Regions from separate parts of the Homo sapiens genome. Here all the other regions are linked to region 2. Evidence: chromatin contacts called from ENCODE Hi-C or POLR2A ChIA-PET data. All regions are on one chromosome and are shown on one strand. Each heading gives the region's core, a stretch centred on a gene start or an enhancer-like site at or near the end of the contact. The rest is flanking DNA. Distances are from core to core; before and after follow the strand shown. Region 1 overlaps SHLD1 (shieldin complex subunit 1). Region 2 has its middle 34 kb from the start of GPCPD1. Region 3 overlaps SHLD1 (shieldin complex subunit 1).

Evidence for each region. Hi-C counts contacts between places; a loop is a spot of excess contacts on that map. ChIA-PET counts read pairs that join two places held with the same protein, here RNA polymerase II (POLR2A). Pooled maps may share reads with other maps.
Region 1: a map with no recorded cell type shows a loop between it and region 2 (8-fold over the local background). The contact joins two enhancer-like sites. A Hi-C loop is called at or near these places in 11 of 37 single-sample maps with no recorded cell type and 5 of 50 pooled maps. POLR2A ChIA-PET finds 5 or more read pairs at or near these places in 3 of 52 experiments (GM12878, OCI-LY7 and activated CD4-positive, alpha-beta T cell).
Region 3: a pooled map shows a loop between it and region 2 (2.3-fold over the local background). The contact joins two enhancer-like sites. A Hi-C loop is called at or near these places in 1 of 50 pooled maps. POLR2A ChIA-PET finds 5 or more read pairs at or near these places in 2 of 52 experiments (AG04450 and OCI-LY7).

The regions. Positions count from the first base shown.
Region 1 is chr20:5,841,014-5,844,935 of GRCh38, forward strand. All of the region lies in intron 2 of SHLD1 (shieldin complex subunit 1), which reads left to right. Among named protein-coding and RNA genes, the nearest start is that of CHGB, 69 kb to the right of the region's middle. RefSeq lists an enhancer at 3,304-3,373. Within about 2 kb of position 2,143, at least 4 of the 41 ENCODE cell types and tissues checked have a DNase peak (open chromatin) inside an H3K27ac peak, as active enhancers do.
Region 2 is chr20:5,643,208-5,646,990 of GRCh38, forward strand. No RefSeq gene overlaps it. Among named protein-coding and RNA genes, the nearest start is that of GPCPD1, 34 kb to the left of the region's middle. RefSeq lists an enhancer at 3,736-3,783. Within about 2 kb of position 2,369, at least 9 of the 41 ENCODE cell types and tissues checked have a DNase peak (open chromatin) inside an H3K27ac peak, as active enhancers do; they include OCI-LY7, where a contact is called at or near this core.
Region 3 is chr20:5,815,856-5,819,703 of GRCh38, forward strand. All of the region lies in intron 2 of SHLD1 (shieldin complex subunit 1), which reads left to right. Among named protein-coding and RNA genes, the nearest start is that of SHLD1, 67 kb to the left of the region's middle. Within about 2 kb of position 2,421, at least 2 of the 41 ENCODE cell types and tissues checked have a DNase peak (open chromatin) inside an H3K27ac peak, as active enhancers do; they include OCI-LY7, where a contact is called at or near this core.

The sequences.
Region 1 (3,922 bases), core at 893-3,392, 200 kb after region 2:
TTCATTTATTCATTCACTGAAACAAATATTTAGTGAATGTCTTGTCAAGGCATGTTTCAGTAGCCTTAGGATAGTGGTTACCAATTAGAACCATCTAGGAATCTTTTTGAAAAAACTTAATTTCTATGCCACATCCATAACTTACTGAAAATAGCGAGTGTGTGTGTGTGTGTGTGTGTGTGTGTGTGTGCACATGCATATGTATACATAAATATTTTTTTAATTGGAATACCATTTACATATAGTAAAGTACATAAATCTTATGTGTTACAGTTTGGTGAATTTTTATATATGTGGGTGTATACCCACATAACCACTACCTAGATCAAAATATAGAAAAACAGAAATTTGCATGAAAGATTTATTGTGTGCATGGGTGTTTTGGGGGCCCCATTAGGAGCTAAAGCTTCAAATGCATTTGAGGTTTTGCCACTTAGAGGTCAAAAAAATTTAGTCATCCAGAATGACCAGTATAATTAGGTTATTTTTCATTTCTTTTTCTTCTTCATAGCATCCTTCAAATTTGTATTCCTTTTTAGGTTTATGCATTTATATGTGAAATGAAATTTATGGAGAACCTTAGATAACAGAAAATTCTAAAATGTTAATAAGGCAGTAAATGTTATCAGTAATAACTCCATGACTCATAATTTCTGCCTCTGTTTATCTTATGATTGGCATAATTTATTGACTAAAAGTACATTTAACTGCTTTCTTGAAGCTTAAACAGCTTCTTTCTCATGATCTCTTCAAAGAGTGAATATCATGAAAGAGTAGAAATAATTATTTTCCCTTTTTTCCAAAAGAGTGTTTGGAATAGATATCTTTGTCTGTGGGCCAATGGCTGCACACTCAGTAGTGCAATGCAGAGGCTATTAGAGCAGCACGCATGAGCTGAGTTAGGAAGATAAAGTTACTTAAAAAGCAAATGGAAATAGTTGACTATGGAGAAAGAGAACATTGTCTACAAAACATTAATAGCCTTTACAATTTTTATAAAACCAACCTAGAACAACTTTGAAGTTGAATGATTTTGCATAACTGGCTTATTATGGAATGAAACTTTCAGAAACAAAATATAGAGTGGAGATGAACTGTATACTTTTAAGATGATCACGTGTGATTTGAGATCAGAGTCTAGCATTGGAATACTGTTTCAAGGATAGCTGGACTACCTTGGTGAATTAAATAGATGTGTCACTAAAGGAATAGAAAACCTTGAAATTGTATGTAGCTCCTTCCTCTACCTTCAGATAAAATTTCTGTACATCAGCCTAAGTGGTAAGAATATTGTCTATTTCAAGCACTTTTAGAAAATGAGCTTTGGATATAAGGGCAATCTGGGTATGACATTTATTATTTTGGTCGATCTGGCCAGTTAAGAGACTGATGTCTTAACTCCTTCACCATTGCCTGCACGTCCCTAAGTTGGTAATTATTTTCTTGGAACTTTGAAGGTCTTGTTTCATTGCCTTCTTGTTTACAGAACATTGTGATTAATAAATTTGAGGATTTGTGCTTTATCAGTTCTGAGAAATTCCCACCCATTAACTCGTTGTCTCATTGTGCATTGCCTTTCCTTCGTTCTCTCTGTTAGCTCTTTCTGAAATTCCAATTACATGCATGTTGGACCATCTCACTTTGACTTCCATATCTCTTATTTTTTTCTCTATCTCTCTCTCTATGCTAAATTGTAAGTAATATCTTCAACTCTGATTTCTATTTTCTAATTATCTTTCCACTGGACTCTAGTCTTGTTTTACCTATTTGCTGAGGTATAAATACCTATTACTATATTTTTTCTTTTTCTGTAATTTAACATTTTCTCATTGTGCTTTTTGTTTATTTTTCTCATTTACCTGTTCATTTTTTGTAGTCTCTTGTTCCTAACTCAAACTTTCAACTTCCCATTTTATTTCTTTAACATATTAAGCATATTTGCCTTATATCCTGATTGTGTTAACGCCAATATCTGAAGCCACCATGGGCCTTGTTTGCTGGCTCACTTTGCTTACTCCCACTCGGTAAAGGTAGATTTGTTTTTTCCCTGTGCATTTTGAGCTCATGTTCAATGGAACTCTGTGTGGACGGTTTCTTTTGGTGTTTGGTTGAAAGTACATCCCTCTAAGGTTTACGCTTGCTTTCACTAGACATATGAGGGCATGTCAGTCTGGAACCATATTAAAATAAATAGCTGGCTTAGAGGTTTTTAGACCACAAAAATAGTTTCAATTTGAGCACAAACACATGTGAGTTCTGGCTCATGATCAATTGTTTTTTTCTTTTTTTTTTTTCCTTTTATTTTCTTTTATCAGGTTAAATCTTGGGGCAGATATTTCTTTTTTTTCTCTCTCTCTCTACCCAGAGCCAAGGCCAAGACAAGTTTTTGTTTGTTTTGTTTTACTATAACCTTTTACAAGGCGTATTTTGTTCTCTAGTTCACTTTTTCTCTGGTGGCGTAACTTCAGGGCTCTCAGCTTTATGTGGTGATTTCTTGTTAAGCACCCCCACCTTGCCATGGCCCTAGGCTTTGTGTCCTGAACCCTGTGTGGACGTTGAAGCTGACATGCTAGGTCTAGACACCAGCTCAGGGTTTGCAGACCTCTCAGAACTTCTATTCTCATTTTGCTTTTGGTCTGTACAGGCTTTCCTTGCTTTGTTACCAGCTCAGTCAAACATTTTAAAAGATTTTTCAAAAATATTTTATCCAACAGTTTTAGATGTTTGGTAACAGGAAGGATTTTCAGAATATCTTGTCTACCATATTCTTTTGTCAAAAATAAGTAACTATTTCTGTGACCACACTAGAGGTATCCTCGCGAAGGTGGAAATTCAATTCCATGTATTCCTCACTTCTAGCCCTTAATAACTCATGTTAGAAAATTTCCCAACACAAATGCATCCCAAACCCATCTTTCTCTGTCACTTAGCCTCAGTTTTCACTTGTCTTCTGTCTATATTCCTTTTCTGCGTAAGTTGTATCACGCAAATTTTAGATTTTGTGGCTTTTTTCCAGTTTCTTTGAGTTTTCTGTGTTCTCCAATGTTATGTGCTTCAGGAGAGAAGGCTCAAAGCTTTGCTCTCCTTAAATTCAAGTGTAAATGGGAGGCATGGGTGTTGAGAGTGATCTCCTATAACTGATCTCATGGTGTTTCCTTCTTGTCTTGCCCGTTTAATTCAGCGCTGTGATTCTGACTCAGCCAGCAGTCATTCTGTGAACTCTAGATCTTCTCTGCCTATTTTCACAATTTTTTGTTTTATTTTTAATGCTGCCTGTTTCTCTTCTTCAGTGTATTTACTAACTCAAACTTTTCCTGAAGCTCTTTGCTTGATTAATAGCTGTCATCAACTTACAAAAACCACTGCCACCATCAGGCTCTCTGGAGGTTGAGTCATTTCAGTCCCACCCACATCCTGGTGCAGGTCCCCCTTAGAGGGATGTGTTTGGGGATGGCTGGAGGGCTCTACCAGCCTGGGCTTCTGTGTTTGACACTCCCACACACTGAGGCACCTGCTGTTTCTGCCCACACTAGGATCATGTTTACTTTGCAGAGGGTGCACCAGGGACCTCTGTATAATCATAGTCCTCCTGCTGTGAGATGGGTAATGTTCACTATGATTCATCCCTTCAACTCTAATGCCAGGATGGGGCAGTAGCTATTGGTAAGGCTGATGTTCCTTCCAGTTACAGTTACAAATAAATGCTTGTTTGTCTGGAGTTTCCTTTTGATATAATATCTATCACTGTGTAGTAGACATATATATATATATATATATATATATATATTTTTTTTTTTTTGAGACACAGTCTCACTCTGTCGCCTAGGCTGGAGTGTAGTAGTGCGATCTCGGTTCACTGCAACCTCCGCCTCCTGGGTTCAAATGATTCTTGTGCCTCAGCCTCCCGAGTAGCTGGGACTAC
Region 2 (3,783 bases), core at 1,119-3,618:
AGTGAGACCCCCATCTCAACTTTTATTTATTTATTTATTTTTTTGAGAGGGAGTTTCACTCTGTCACCCAGGCTAGAGTGCAGTGGCATGATCTCAGCTCACTGCAACCTCCGCCTCCCGGTTTCAAGAGATTCTCCTGCCTCAGCCTCCTGAGCAGCTGGGATTACAGGTGCCTGCCACCGTGGCTGGCTAATTTTTGCATTTTAATAAAGACGAAGTTTCACCATGTTGACTAGCCTGGTCTCCAACCCCTGACCTCAAGTGATCTGTCTGCCTTAGCCTCCCAAAGTGCTGGGATTACAGGTGTGAACCACCGCGCATGGCTCCCATCTCTACTTTTTAATAAAAAGAGAATAATAATAATAAAGCTGAGAATCTTAATCATTGCGTGTCTTCTCTTTTTCTTTTCTTTTTTTTTGAGGTGGAGTCAGGCTGGAGTGCAATGGCAGGGTCTCGGCTCACTGCAACCTCCGCACTATCCTGCCTCCCAAGTAGCTGGGATTACAGGCATGTGCCACTACTCCCCGCTAGTTTTGGTATTTTTAGTAGAGATGGGGTTTCACCACATTGGCCAGGCTGGTCTCGGAATCCTGACTTCAGGTGATCCACTCGCCTTGGTCTCCCAAAATACTGGGATTACAGGCGTGAGCCGCCACACCCAGCCACATCTCTGCTCTTTCTGTGCTTTCTGTCATATAAGTACTGCACTTTAAGCAATTGCACTACTGGAGCTCCTCTGTTCTCTTTCTGAATGATTTTATCCAATCCCATGGCTTTAATGCCATCTTGATACCAGCATTATCAACATTTATATCTCCAGCCCTGATCTCTTCCTGGAACTTCAGACTGTTATAATTCACCTGCCTTCTTAATATTCCAACCAGGAAATTCATAGACAGCACAATGTATCGCCTTGGTTCCTCCCTTCCCAAACCTGTTCTCCCACAGTAGGCCTTACTTGTCTTGTAGGTAGCACCACCTCCTATTTAACCACACTAGTAGGAAATTTCATTATATCTGGATTCATTTTTTCTCCCCACTCTCTACATCCAATTCATCACAAGTCTTGTTCATTCTGTATCCAAAGCCATTTCAAACTTGTCCACCTCCATTACCACCCCACCTCCTTACCCTCTCCATTACCACCCCATCTCCTTGCCCTATCCAACCCATTCTCTACCCAGAAAATAGGTCTATCTTAAAAAATAAAAATCAGATCACTCACAGTCTATGCAACATCCTTCATTGGATTCCCACTACACTTAGAACTAAATATAAACTTAGGCCTGGCACAGTGGCTTACACCTGTAATCCCAGCACTCTGGGAGGCCAAGGCAGGCCAATCACCTGAGGTCAGGAGTTGGAGACCAGCCTGGCCAACATGGCGAAACCTGTCTCTACTAAAAATACAAAAATTAGCCAGGCATAGTGGCAGGCACCTGTAATCCCAGCTACTTGGGAGGCTGAGGCAGGAGAATCACTTGAACCCAGGAGGCAGAGGTTGGGGTGAGTTGAGATCGCGCCACTGCACTCCAGCCTGGATGACAGAGCAAGACTCCATCTCAAAATAAATAAATAAATAAAAATAAACTTGTAGTGTCCTCTAAACTGCTACAGGACCTGGCTTCTACCCATCCTCCCAAGTGCAAGCTCATTTCATGCCACTCTGTCTTTGGCACACAATGCCAGTCCTGTCCAGCCTAGAGGTCTTTGCTATACTGTTCCTTCATCCTAGAAGCTCTTCCCCTACTCTTCCCATGCTAGCTTTGTCTCTTCCTCTGGGCCTTAGCTTAATTATTGTCCACTAAAGCAGACTTTCTGACCATCCTATCTGAAGTAAGCTTCTTTGTTTCCTTTATTCTCTTTTTAGCTCCTTCTTCCCCTCAGTCCTCACAGTTATTCCCACAGTCATAATGCCAACCCAATTTTTCCACAAATGAGGAAACAGAAAGACTTTTTAGGAACTTGTTAGATTTTAGACAAATCAAACACCACATAAACAACAAACTGCTTCTCTCCTAACTGGGCATCCTGCTGGATATGACCAGTCATACCCAATTCCACCCATATCTAAAAATTGAAAGGCTAACTGAGCATGGGGGTACACACCTATAGTCCCAGCTACTTGGGAGGCTGAGGTGGGAGGATCACTTGAACCTGGGAAGTTGAGGCTGCAGTGAGCCAAGATTGTGCCACTGCACTCCAGCCTGTGTGACAGAGTGAGACTCTGTCTCAAAAAAACCCAACTAGTTTTTAAAAAGTAAATACTGATAAGGTGAATCGGCATCTCAAACCCAAAATGAGGATACTCTTGAGACCCCCTTCAGTGGAAAGTGTGTAATGACCCAGATCCTGTTTTGCTGCAATCTTGGCCCTACATGACACAGCGGCATTCAACCGAACACGTAAAGACGAGAATAACTTTCTCACGAGTCTCATTTCCTGTGTTTTATATTAGAGCTCATTGTTGTTCTCTTTTTATTCCTCCTCTAAGACCAAAGTCCCATGAGATGGACCTTGGTAGAGTGAAAAAGGGTTTGAACTCAACTCAAATGCTATATGAGTGCATGCATGAAACTCCAGAATGGGCTCCAGCACTTTCAAATTTTTTTTCATTGACACTATCCACATGTAGAAAACATACCCTGTAAAGTACAACTTCTCCCTTTTGTTTCTAAGGTGAAAACTTAGGTCATATGCACGGAGCTGACAACAGATCACCCAATAATTATGTGATTGAAGTTGTCACTTATTTGGGTAAAACCTACTCAGGAATTTGAATTCTCTTCTAACAACTTGAACAGCTTCTCTTCTGTTTTGTTAATAAATCACTAAGTATGGCATACAAATCACCAGCAAGTTTTCGGAGAATTAAACTTACTGAAGCTCCTGCTTTCCAGCATTTTTATTTTATTTTATTTTATTTTTTGAGACGAAGTCTCGCTCTGTCGCGCAGGCTGGAGTTCAGTGGCACAATCTCGGCTCACTGCAACCTCTGCCTCCCAGGTTCAAGCAAGTCTCCTGACTCAGCCTCCCTAGTAGCTGGGATTACAGGCACGTGCCACTATGCCCAGCTAATTTTTTTTTTTTTTTTTTTGAAACGGAGTTTCGCTCTTGTTGCCCAGGCTGGAGTGCAATGGCATGATCTCAGCTCACTGCAACCTCCACTTCTTGGGTTCAAGCGATTCTCCTGCTTAGCCTCCCGAGTAGCTGGGAGGCTGAGGCAGGAGAATCGCTTGAGCCCGGGATGAGGAGGTTGCAGTGAGCCGACATGGCGCCACTGCACTCCAGCCCCAGCCTGGGCAACAAGAGTGAAACTCCATCTCAAAAAAAAAAAAAAAGAAAAAGAAAAAGAAAGTGAGTCACTTGATACCACAAAGAATATAGGCTCCTTTGTGAGCTAAAATTTCTAGATCTATAACTCAACAAAGGTGATTTATGACTTTTATAAATGTTGGAGGCCGGGCACAGTGCCTGACACTTGTAATCCAGCAAGTTGGGAAGGCAAGGTGGGCAGATTGCTTGAGCCCAGAAGTTTGAGATCAGCCTGGGCAACATGATGAAACCCCATCTCTACAAAAATAGAAAAATTAGCCAGGTGTGGTGGCATGCACCTGTAGTCCCAGCTACTCAAGACGCAGAGGTGGGGGGATCACCTAAGCCCAGGAAGTCGAGCGAACCGTGATTATGCAACTGCACTCCAGACTGGGTGACAGACTGAGACCCTGTCTCAAAAAAATAATAAAGTTAAATTAAAAATTAAGTGCAGCTGGGTGCGACGGC
Region 3 (3,848 bases), core at 1,171-3,670, 170 kb after region 2:
TGATTGCTTGAGGCCGGGAGTTTGAGAGCAGTCTGGCCAACATGGCAAAATCCTGTCTCTACAGAAAATACAAAAATTATCCAGGTGTGGTGGTGTGTGCCTGTAATTCCAGCTACTCCAGAGGTTGAGGCATGAGAATCACTTGAACCCAGGAGACAGAGGTTGCAGTGAGCTGAGATCACACCACTGCACTCCAGTCTGGGTGACAGAGTGAGACTCTGCCTCAAAAAAACGAAAAAAAAAAAAAAAAAAGAAAGAAAAAGAAATGGCATAAACTGGTAGAATACACAGCCCATGAATTGTTGGTCATAAAATTAACTGCAAATGTAAATATTATTTTAAAATTTCAACTCTATATTTTTTAAAAATTATTTTGTGATTTTATTGTAAATGTAGTTCCAAAAAGACACATTTTCCTTGAATGACATTTTTTTTATTTTAAGTAAAGATTGCCAGGACAGAGAGAACCAAGAGTCACTGAAGATTCCCCTTCAGAAATAGTAAAGTTCTACTGCGTATATTCGGGGTTTGCCAACAATGATTTGAAAAATAAAAGGTTGCTTTCTACTGAAATGCTGAATGAATAAATTTGGGTGCATGAGAGATTCACTGTCTGTGGGTAAACAAGGGGCAGTGTGAGTCTTAAAAAGGAAGATTGTTGAGGGCAATATCTACATTTCACAGATGAGGAAACTGAGCTTTGGAAAATGCAAGTGAAAATCTGAGGACCATAGCGAAATAGTGGCAGGACGAGAACTGGAAGTTGCTCTCCTGATTTGTTTCCAGTTCATATTTTTTCTGTGATTCTGCATTCTACTCAAGAACTAATATTATGATTAAAATGCCTGACAGTATAAAAGGACCAGTTTAAAAACTATCACAGATATTCCTATTTGTCATACATTATGTTTTCCTTTAAGACCCTGAGGATAGGCTGGGCGCAGTAGCTCACACCTGTAATCTCAGCACTTTGGGAGGCCGAGGCGGGTGGTTCACTTGAGCTCAGGAGTTCAAGACCAGCCTGGGCTACATGGCAACCCTGTCTCTACAAAAAATACCAATAAATAGCTGGGCGTGGTGGTGCCTGCCTGTAGCCCCAGTTATCTTGGGGGCTGAGGCAAGAGGATCACTTGAGCTCAGGTGATGGAGGCTACAGTGAGCCGAGATTGTGCCACTGCACTCCAGCCTGGGTGACAAAGTGAGACCCTATCTCAATAAATAAATAAAATGAAAATAAAACCTTGAGGATATTTATAATATTAGCTGCTTTCACGTCCTTGTTTGTTAATTCCATCATCTTTATCATTTCAAGATCTGTTTCTGTTGACTGATTTTTCTCCTGATTATAGGTAATATTTTCCTGCTTCTTCCCATGTCTAGTAATTATGAGATGCTGGACTTAGTGATATTACATTGTAGAGTGTCTGTATTTTGCTGCCTTTTTATAAAAAGTATCAAAGTTTGTTATGGCAGGCAGTTAAATTACTTGCTTATCAACTTGATCCTTTCAAGACTTGTTTTTAAGCTCACGGGATATTTTCTCTCTCTCTCTCTCTCTCTCTCTCTCTCTCTCTCTCTGTGTGTGTGTGTGTGTGTGTGTGTGTGTGTGTGTGTGTGTTGGGATTACAGGCGTGAGCCACTGCATCCAGCCTAAACTCACTAGGGAGATTTTTTGAATAGCCTGTACTCTGTAGCTAGTTTAGCTTGCTACCAAGGTTTAGCCTTTCTGGGTCTGTACTGAATATCCCAGGTATTCAACAGTCATCTCACTCTGGCTGTCAGAACATGCATGTCTCCCAGCCCTGTGTGAGTTCTGGAAGTTGTTCAGCTCACAGCTCCCCTGGCTGTGCCTGGCATTATGACTTAGTGTTCACTGTGAAATACTCAAAAGAATCCCTATGCTGATTTCTGGAGCTCTTTATCTGTTTAGCTCCCTCATCTCCAGGACTCAGCTTCAGAAATTCCAGGCACCTGAAACTGATCTCTGTCTCTTTGCTGAGGAAACTGCTGTGAGGCAGTGAGATTGCTGTGCTCTGTTTGGATTCCCCTTCCCTGCGCTGTGGTCTAGGAAGTGCCTCCAGCAGAACACTGGGGGCAATTGTAGGCACATCTTGCGTCCCTTCTCTCAGTGATCAAAGTCCTATACTAACTGTGACCAGGATCTGAAAGCAGTTGTTTTTTGTCCAGTTTTCTTTTCTTTTTCTCCTTTTTTTCTTTTTCTTTCTTTTTTTTATTTTTTTATTTTTTTTGAGACAGCCTTGCTCTGTTGGAGTGCAGTAGCACTATCTCGGCTCACTGCAACCTCTGCCTCCCAGGTTCAAGCGATTCTCCTGCCTCAGCCTCCCAAGTAGCTGGGATTACAGACACCTGCCACCACGCCTGGCTAAGTTTTGTATTTTTAGTAGAGATGGGGTTTCACCATGTTGGCCAGGCTGCTCTAGAACACCTGACCTTAAGTGATCCACCCGCCACAGCCTCCCAAAATACTGGGATTACAGGCGTGAGCCACTGCACCAGGCCATTTTGTCCAGTTTTATAGCCATTTATAGCAGAAGGGCAAATTTGGTATAGTTAACTCTGCCATTGCCAGAGGCTGTTCACTTAGATTTGTCTTGTAACATTTTTCTGTAGTAAGTAAAGGCAGGGATCCTGTACCCATTTTATAGGTTAAATAATGCAGAGTTGCCAAGAAATAAGAGGGTTGGAATCACATACTGGGTTGGTTGGTAGGTAGGTCATATGATCCAGGAACTCTTGGTCCTTGCAAGGAGATAGGAGGAAATGCTCAAATTTGTCTCCCCAAATGGGGGCCTGGGTTGAGGTTTATAAGCATATGGTAATGAGGCGTGAATGAGGTGACTGGATTGATCTTGGAATGAGGTGATTGATTGGATCTTACAATAAGGCGATGATGTTGGGGGTCATGATCTAACTGGAATCCACCATGGGGTGACTCCAGGGCTCAATCTGATTGGATCCTGGATCCTGCCATGCAGTGTCCACTTCTGTTTTGTTTTGTTTTGTTGAGATGGAGTCTTGCTCCATTGTCCAGGCTGGAGTGCAGTGGCATGATCTCAGCTCACTGCAACCTCTGCCTCCTGGGTTCAAGCAATTCTTGGGCCTCAGCCTCCCAAGTAGCTGGGACTACAGGTGTGCGCCATCACACCCAGCTGATTTTTGTGTTTTTAGTAGAAACAGGTTTCTCCATGTTGGCCAGGCTGGTCTTGAACCCCTGACCTCAAGTGATCTGCCCGCCTCAGCCTCCCAAAGTGCTGGGATTACAAGTGTGAGCCACCGTGCCCCGCCAGTGTCTACTTCTTAATTCAGTCCCACTCCTCGGTCTGAGCACTTAGGTTCCCCCTAGTGGAACTAAGCATGGTTGCATGCTTGGTTCATCTGGGCATGCTCAGGTTATGAGACCTGAGGGTCCGTGACAACTGAAAAACAACTCACAACTTTGTTACGTAAAAGTTGAACCAGATTGATCTGGTGTGACCACACTCTTACCCTTATCTGTTATTTCTCATTCCAAACTTTGCTTATTAACTGTAATGTTTGCCTTTGTAATTGCTTCACTTTCATCACATATAAGAAGTACTCAATGAATGCTTACTGATTTCATGCACTGTAGGAACAACACCGACTATTGTCATGTTGGCTGTTGTCATATTAAAACATCATGTAGGCCAGTCATGGTGGTTCACATCTGTAATCCCAGCACTTTGGGAGGCTGAGACAGGAGGATCCTTTGAGGTCAGGAGTTCGAGACCAGCCTGGGCAACACAGCAAGACCCTGTTTCTACAAAAAATAAAAAAATTAGCCAGGCATGGTGGAGTACACCTTTAGT